3 separate regions of the Mus musculus genome follow, and all the other regions are linked to region 3. A link is a loop called in an ENCODE intact Hi-C map of the cell type or tissue named here. Cell type or tissue: gastrocnemius. All regions are shown on one strand.

Region 1 (2,500 bases), 140 kb after region 3:
TTTACAAATATATGCTTATTTTTTCTAGATTGCCTGTTTCTGGGCTCAAGTTCTCTGGTAAATAGCATGCTCTAGAACTTCTAACATTCCTTCATACTGTAGAATGTAACCACACACATTGCATGAATTAAGTTTCCTTGGCTGTATTTCTAATTGGACTATCACTCAAATTCTCTTTCACACCTAGGTATTGTGTTTGGTTTTTTTCATTCAACTGAATTTATTATGTACTTACATTCAAGTTCTTTGATCTACACAGTATATTTCAGTACAAAAAGGTTGTCAGTATAAGGACATAGACAAATCTAGGCCTTGACTATCCCTGTATCATTTTTTTGACTCATCAAAATATAACATTTTTATCTTGGTGTGGTGATATAAGCCTGGTACTTAGGGGATAAAGTAAAGAGGATGGATTCAAGTTTGAGCCAGTCTGATCTACATAGTCAGTTTCAGGCCAGTGAGTGCTACATAGCAAGACAGTGCCACAAAAAGCATATAAAAAATATTTATATTTACTCATGCCATAGAATAAGATCATCATTAAAGAAAAATGATTTTAATGTAATTTTAAGGTGGAAACTGGAAACAGAAATAGTAATTTGCTATATTAAGTTATGGTGGGCACTCATGTAGGCCCAAAATTCATCATGAATTTTGAATTGGTAATTTTTCAAAATTCCATTCTTTCTCCTTCAAATATAGCAAGCCCTATGCTGGGATTATTATTGTATACATGGGGAGAAGTCCATGAATTTCCTTGGGAATTATTTTGTATGACATGTGAAGAGGGTATTCTACTTTCAAAACTAAGAGATCTGGCTCTGCTTTTCAATACCTATAAATACATCAAAGACATAAACAGCCAATCTAAGTGAAAGAGTTGGCTGACCACCTTTTACCCCCTACATCATGCAACAATCAGGTAGGTTTTGTCTGTTTCTTCAGTGCACTGTGCTTCAGCCCTGAGTCCCCTTTGTGACTTTCTAAGTGCTTTTTGTGTCTGTAAGCTCCGTGATCTTGCATTTTTTGGGGTGAGGATAGGAAGTGACTGATTCTACCAAAGGCAATTGAGTTATATATGACTACTAGGGGAGAAAAGGAAGATGAAGAGGGGAGGGGAGGGGTAGAGGGGGAAGGGGGTCAAGAAGGCATGGTTTGGCACCTAGTAGATTTAAGAAGTAATACTGCCACCAGGGAATTCATAACCAGTAAATATTAAAGCTTTCCAGTTTCCTTAAGGCTGGCTTCCTAAAACTTAAAAAGTTGGAAACAAAGCTGGATTTAGTAAACCTATATCCATTAGTAAGTTTCTAGCCCCTATGTGCTGGTCTCTTAGGGTGCCCTCTGCTGGGCCCCAACTAATTCTTCTGACATGGGGCAAGAAGTTATGAAACTCACATGCTGAACTCTCATATAGAATAGAAAGGCCATTTATGTCCCAAACTATTAGAATCCTAGCGTTTGCTTCTCAAGCCAACAATCCAGATAAACTAATTGCTGTCTATATGTTTTGTTCTGAAAGTGGGAAAAAGGCAAATTCTCCTGCCAAATTGTCTATATGTTCCCACTGTGGCTTTATGGAGATAATACCTTTACTTCGCATCTAACTCACTGCTGATTAGTGATGGAATGGAGGCCAGAAAAACAGGGGGATGTTCAGAAGAATCAAAAAGGAAAATACTTTCCAACAGGCAGGGCTGTGGGCTTTCTTTAAAGCACGTTGTGTGGGCAGATGTCTTCTCTGGCTGGCTGTCTCTATTACCGGCCCTGATCTGGGCACTTTCACCCTGCTCAGCCAGAAAAGAATACGCATCAGTGTTTACTTTTAAGTGTTTATGAAGAAAGCCTTGAGCTCTTTGGATGTCCTCATCTGGAATCTCAATAACAAGTAGGTACATGGCATTGTCTTGTGGATTCTTTTATCCATAAAGATGTGCAAGGGCTTTATAAACATTGGCGCAACCACGGCAGCCCTATGTACTTTCTCATCTCCTGTACTTCGCTGGGTAATCTCTGTCTGTTAGTACATTTCCCCAGGACTGGTTAGAGCCAGTCATCATAAGAAGAACTTATTATGGAACCAGTACATTTACTTTGTTGAAGATCTTCTAAAAGAAACACTTCATTAAAGAATAAAGTTGTTTTCTTTTGGCCCCCACCTAGCTTCTTGGAAATCCTAGATCTTTGGTATTCCTTGAGTTTAGAATTAGAGAAGGTGAAATATTATGTCTGACCTGTGTTCTCAAACATGCTTCCTTACTGTTTAAATTTGTATCTGGACATTTGTACTGTTGAATATATCTCTTTAGAGTCCAGATCAACTGAACTGTTAACATATTATCAAGCTGAACTGGTCATGGTGGCATGTGCCTCTGATCTCACCACTGGGAAGGCAGAGGCAAAATGATCTGTGTGACTTCAAGGCTAGCCTGGTCTACATATCGAGTTCTAAGATAGCCAGGGGCTATATACAAAAAACCTGTCTCATAAAACAAAA
Region 2 (2,500 bases), 900 kb after region 3:
TTACTTGTCCAAATTCCTATCTACACTCTAGCTTAACTCATGCATAGCCAATTACACAGCGTCCTTCGTTCACATATAAGCTTACATACAGTATTTGCCGTTTCTAATTCCTAGCCCCAGTTTATTGTATTTATACCGATAAGCACTGCAGGTTAGCTCAGTAGTTTCCAAGTTTTCCACAATAATACCTCATTTTATGCATCAAATATTTATGGAGCACCTAAGTTCCAGATATTTTGTTTGGTACAAATACTCGTGTAAACAGAACCCTGGCCTTGAAGACAGTCAGTCTCGCTCGCAGTCTGATGATCTAAGTAAACTTTAAGAGGCTTGGTGGGCAGTGAAGATAAGACGCACATAAACACTTTATAGCACTAGAAAATGAGAAGCAGAAGCAAGCACACATTTCCAATCGCACAGAAGAAAAGGGTGGTTTGGCTAGTCTCATTGTAAATGACCTAACAAAACAGCAAAACGAGAAGCCTAATCCATAATCCAGCCTGCCTTAAAATCACTTGGGAGATGTACGGGGGAGAACGCTTAGCTTGGTCCTCACTGAACTAAGAATAAAGAATGTCGCCTTTAGATTTAAGTTTCTCAGGTGCACCGGCCACCTAAAATTGTACATCTTTTCGCAGACCTGGTTCCCCAATAAACTGCTCCCTCGTTCTGAGCAGGCTGCTTGGGCTGGCCTTTTCCCTTCCCTCGGTCGACGCCGTGCATGTCACGCGTGGGGCCTCGCCTTGCCTGCCTGAGTCTCGCGTGGTGACTCTAATACGCGCGCAAGGGAGTCGGGAAAGAACCTGGCCAATCCAGGGAGCCAGACTGACAACCAGGGCCAAAAAATGTGTACTTGATTGACATGAATGCTGACCAATGAAAAAAGAAGAGCAGCGACGCTTCCGCCCCAATAGGCCGGCTGTTGGCAATTTCAGCCAATCGCGCCCAGAAACTTGTCTGGTGGGTGGTCCCCGAGGCGTGGAGGTTGGTGGCTGTTGAGCGGTTCCCGTGGTAAAGTCCCCGAGTGGAACATCTCTGTCGGAAGAGAGAATGAGTTTAGCTCTGAGGTCGGTAACGAGGAGGCCGTGCCTCCGTCCCCCCAGAGGGCCAGGGCGGGTGTGGACGGGAGACCGGGTCGGGGGCGGGTGCCCAGCGCCGAGCACCAGACCTCGGCGGTTCCCGCCTCCGGGCACCGCCGCAGCCCGAGTGAAGTCTCGCGAGGTTTCCCTCACGCGACTGCGGGACTCAGCCCTGGTTGCCTGATTCCCCCTGGAAAGTCGCAGGAGCGCTCGCCTTTCTCCCCGGGCCCCGAGGCACGCTGTGCTCTAGGCGTCTCGGGTGGAGCTCGTTTCCGTGACACCGTCCTTTCACTTCCGTCCATCCCTCCCCTCATTGGCTCCTCACCTTGCCCATCTACAGTTAAAGGTGCCCCGGGCGGGCCGCGCCGCGCCGCCCCTTTGGCTCCGCAGGGTGACGAAGGAGGCGGGAGCTGGCGTGGGGGTGTGGCGAGTGGGGGCAGCCGGGGTCACGTGGGCCACTGGGCCGGCGTCCCTGAGCCCGACGGCGTCCAGACGTAAATAGCGCGAGCAGTTAGTTAGCCGAGTTTCAAGGGTTTGAGGTTTAAAGCTTCCATCTTTTAGAACGTGCGGATACACGTGCTGTATCCTCGTTTACACATTTGGACCGCTTTTTGCATTGGCAGCTTTTGAAGGCAGACATTTTCAGATCCAAGTGCCCTTTTTAGATTTTTCTTTAAGCTTCTCCAGAGTTTTAAGACGTTTAACCTATCGTTTACATGTTAAGTGAGAGTTAAAACACTTTTAAACATCACGTAGACTTAAGCACGACTATTAGATGCTGTGATTTTTTTTTTTTTTTTTTTTTGGTGTCTAGTATTTGAATGTTTAGACCCTTTTATATTTTGCCTGGCTAATATCAGTGGAATAAAACCACAAAGCAGTGTTACAAATGTATAATCTAAAAACATTTTGAGCTTACAGTGCAAAAGTAATCTTTTAAGTTTTATGGTTGTTTTTTTGTAGTAATTGTGAGAATTTATAAGCTGTCCAAAATCAAGTCTATTCTGGTTGATTGTTTTGTTCTTTATTTTTGGTAGATGACATTGTTTTGTTCTTTATTTTTGGTAGATGACATGAATAATATGTATGGTGTTTTCGGTGCTTTTGACTTTGTTTAGGATTTCTCTTATAAAAGTACATTTGACTACAGGACATTGATTTAGGGGCAGTTCCTTTATTTGCCAGGCTACTCTGCTTTGTTAAAATTTAGAAAATGAATCTTTGTCCTAAGATGGGTTAAAGTGGCCTAAAGACATTTTTCTGTGTCCTAGAGGTGAGCTTGTAGTAGACAAAACAAAAAGGAAAAAACGAAGAGAGCTCTCTGAAGAACAGAAGCAAGAAATTAAAGATGCTTTTGAGCTGTTTGATACCGACAAAGACCAAGCCATAGATTATCATGAATTAAAGGTAACAGGGGACTT
Region 3 (2,500 bases):
GTAGGCTGGGTTGCAGCAGGAAAGAGCCTTGGTGTGAAGATGAATAGCTGAAATCTAAATCAAAATACAATAGTGTCCCAGTGAAACATCAGAGAAGCCCAAGATAGCACGCCACAACCCAGCACTCCCAGCTGTCTCAAGGGGAGACATTTTGAGTCTGCAAATGCAAAGTTATTAAAATCAAAGAGAAATAACATACAAAATTTGACCTAAGCATAACATTTCTTTTAGAAATGAAAATATACACAAGTACTTAGAGGTACCAGCATATTTGTTTGTTCGTCATGCTTTTGTGGCTTCAATAACTAGGAGGGGAAAGCCAAATGAATCAAATATACTTGTTTACACACTTGAGGAATACTATGTAACAAAACCTCAAAAGGAAAAGGGGACCAAAGGGAAATAAATGCAACATGGGTAAAAATTATTGGTTAAGGTTTAGCATGTGTCCATTACTAAAGTCTTTGAGAAGTCACATTAGACTAATAGCAAAGTAAATCTAATGAAGCAAAAGATCCTAGGAGCATCAAATAAAAGAGGGAGCAATACAGGGATGGTGTTGATTCCCCATTAGAAACTTTACAAACTACAAACAATACTAGGATCCTTTTCCATTAAATGCAATTCTCAGGCTCTTACATAGTGATCCTTAATTTTCAGAAATGTGATACAGTTCACAGCACCCACGTAGCCACGTTCACATCTATAACTCCAGTAACAGGGAGTCTGAGGCCACCGATCTTCTGGCTTAACAGGTTCCAGAACACACAATGCGTGCTCTTACATAGATATACATACATAAATAAAATTTAAAAAATAATGTAAATTCTCGTTGTGCCCACTTTTAACTCCACTCCTTGCTCAATCTTCTGTGGTGTCTAATGCTGAAATCCACCTCATACTGAAGGAAACTTGACATTCTAGCAAAGACGTGGCTGTTACCACTAGGGGGAGAAAAACACCAATAGTATTTGTTACCAACCCTTAGCCCAAGGGTTAGACACTTTACCTGGATTATCCACCAGGTGTCAACCAAGAGAAGAAAGTTGCCCCTACCCCCCACCCCGGACCAAATACACAGATGTGTAATTTTATGCATAAAAAGCTAAACTCTTCTTGGCTTTTCCAGTAATTATTCTTCACATAGTTATATTTTAGGTTTTTTTTTTCAGTTCAAGTGTCAAGTTCAATCTAACTAAACATGTAGATTTTTTTTCTTTTTTAAATAAAGAAAACAGCAAGATGAATGTGTTTAGTTTGTTGTGATTCGACCTATCCAGATTTATCATTCAAAAAAAAAATCTAATGTTTAACTATGGACAACCAACCCCCCACATTTTTTGGTTAGGCATAATACAGGATTTTATAACATAGCCCTGTTATGAGGTTATGTTGATTGTTAATGATCTATTACCCCCTAAATCCTGGTGATGTTTATGACTGAGTATTTTACTCAAGGCATTAAAAAAGGAGAAATGTGCCTGTATTTAAAGATGCAGCACGGCAATTAGCATGTTGAATTAAAAGTAAGGCTTAACAAAATTAAGCCTCACTTATATAACAAATCATACTTAAAAACCAAAAACCACCTTATATGCTTTCCTAAGGCTTTTCAGTCTGTTGTAAACAATGTCAGCTAAATGACTATGTTCAAACCGCCTCTTATGAGGTGGTAATTAGGGGTGTGAGCTCTATTCTTATTCCTGATACAGGAGTTGTAATCGAGTCATTCCCTGCAAAAGGAGCAAAAGGTGATGTCTTGAAAAAGGACTTTTTCTCCCTTCGAGGAAGTGGTCAGGCCTACACACTACACAGACAACTTGATTGGGTTTGATGCTGTAGGAGCTGAAGACGGGAGCTGCCTGGAGCATTGTTCTTTGGCTCCTCAGGCCTTGGCTTAGTCCATTGCCACCCAGCCTACAAAGTCCTGCTTGCTTTTGTTATTTCTATCCAAGTCAACAACGCTTTCTTCTATGAACAATATTTGTCTGCTTTTTATTACGTTTCTTTTGAAATTCATTAGCTCAGACTCGGGCCACCAACCGCTTGCCCAACTGGTTTCTCCCCTTCCCCCACGGCTCGCACGTCCTCCGGGTCCGCGGCCCAGGCGCACACTCCTGGCCTGGCGCCGCCGGGTCCCTCTGCTCAGCTCCGGGAGCGCGTGCGGGGCCGGCGCTGCGGCCGCGGCGGGGGTGGCGGGGGTGGCGGGGGTGGCGGGGGTGGCGGGGGTGGCGGGGGTGGCGGGGTGCCCGCCTGCCAATCGCAGCGGCCCATGCACCGAAGTCGGCGGCGCCCGCTCCACACCTACTGTACCGGGAGCGTGCGGCAAGAGCCGGGCGCGCGCCGCGCGGGAGGGAGCGCGCTGGAAGGCTGGCCGCAGTCGCAGCCTGCGCCTGCGCACTAGGGTTGTTTTTCACAAAGCTGCTCTTAAAGTGAGCTGGCAGCCTCCAGCCGCCCGTCTTTGTAAGGAGACCACTGAGACGAGCAGGAGCGTGGAGCA

The links. A loop is a pair of places that touch in the nucleus more often than their neighbours do. Peaks named below come from ENCODE experiments on the same cell type or tissue, not always from the same donor. Only the 100,000 strongest peaks of a DNase experiment are listed, where the experiment ranks them.
Region 1: it touches region 3 in a loop (6-fold over the local background); 9 of 42 quality-filtered maps call a loop at or near these places.
Region 2: it touches region 3 in a loop (6-fold over the local background); 12 of 42 quality-filtered maps call a loop at or near these places.

The regions. Positions count from the first base shown.
Region 1 is chr13:81,021,257-81,023,756 of GRCm38, forward strand. The region is part of intron 1 of 9330111N05Rik (RIKEN cDNA 9330111N05 gene); the gene reads left to right. Among named protein-coding and RNA genes, the nearest start is that of 9330111N05Rik, 58 kb to the left of the region's middle. In gastrocnemius, a CTCF peak has its summit at 1,354 (motif pointing left); no DNase peak of the experiment used is centred here.
Region 2 is chr13:81,782,291-81,784,790 of GRCm38, forward strand. Cetn3 (centrin 3) reads left to right here and starts at 957. Exons shown (of 5, transcript NM_007684.4): 1 at 957-1,067; 2 at 2,351-2,486. The coding sequence starts at 1,051. In gastrocnemius, no CTCF peak of the experiment used is centred here; DNase peaks (open chromatin) are centred at 950 and 1,440; H3K4me3 peaks cover 2,148 bases; H3K27ac peaks cover 2,301 bases.
Region 3 is chr13:80,880,955-80,883,454 of GRCm38, forward strand. Arrdc3 (arrestin domain containing 3) reads left to right here and starts at 2,468. Exons shown (of 8, transcript NM_001042591.1): 1 at 2,468-2,500. In gastrocnemius, no CTCF peak of the experiment used is centred here; DNase peaks (open chromatin) are centred at 979 and 2,372; H3K4me3 peaks cover 1,270 bases; H3K27ac peaks cover 1,334 bases.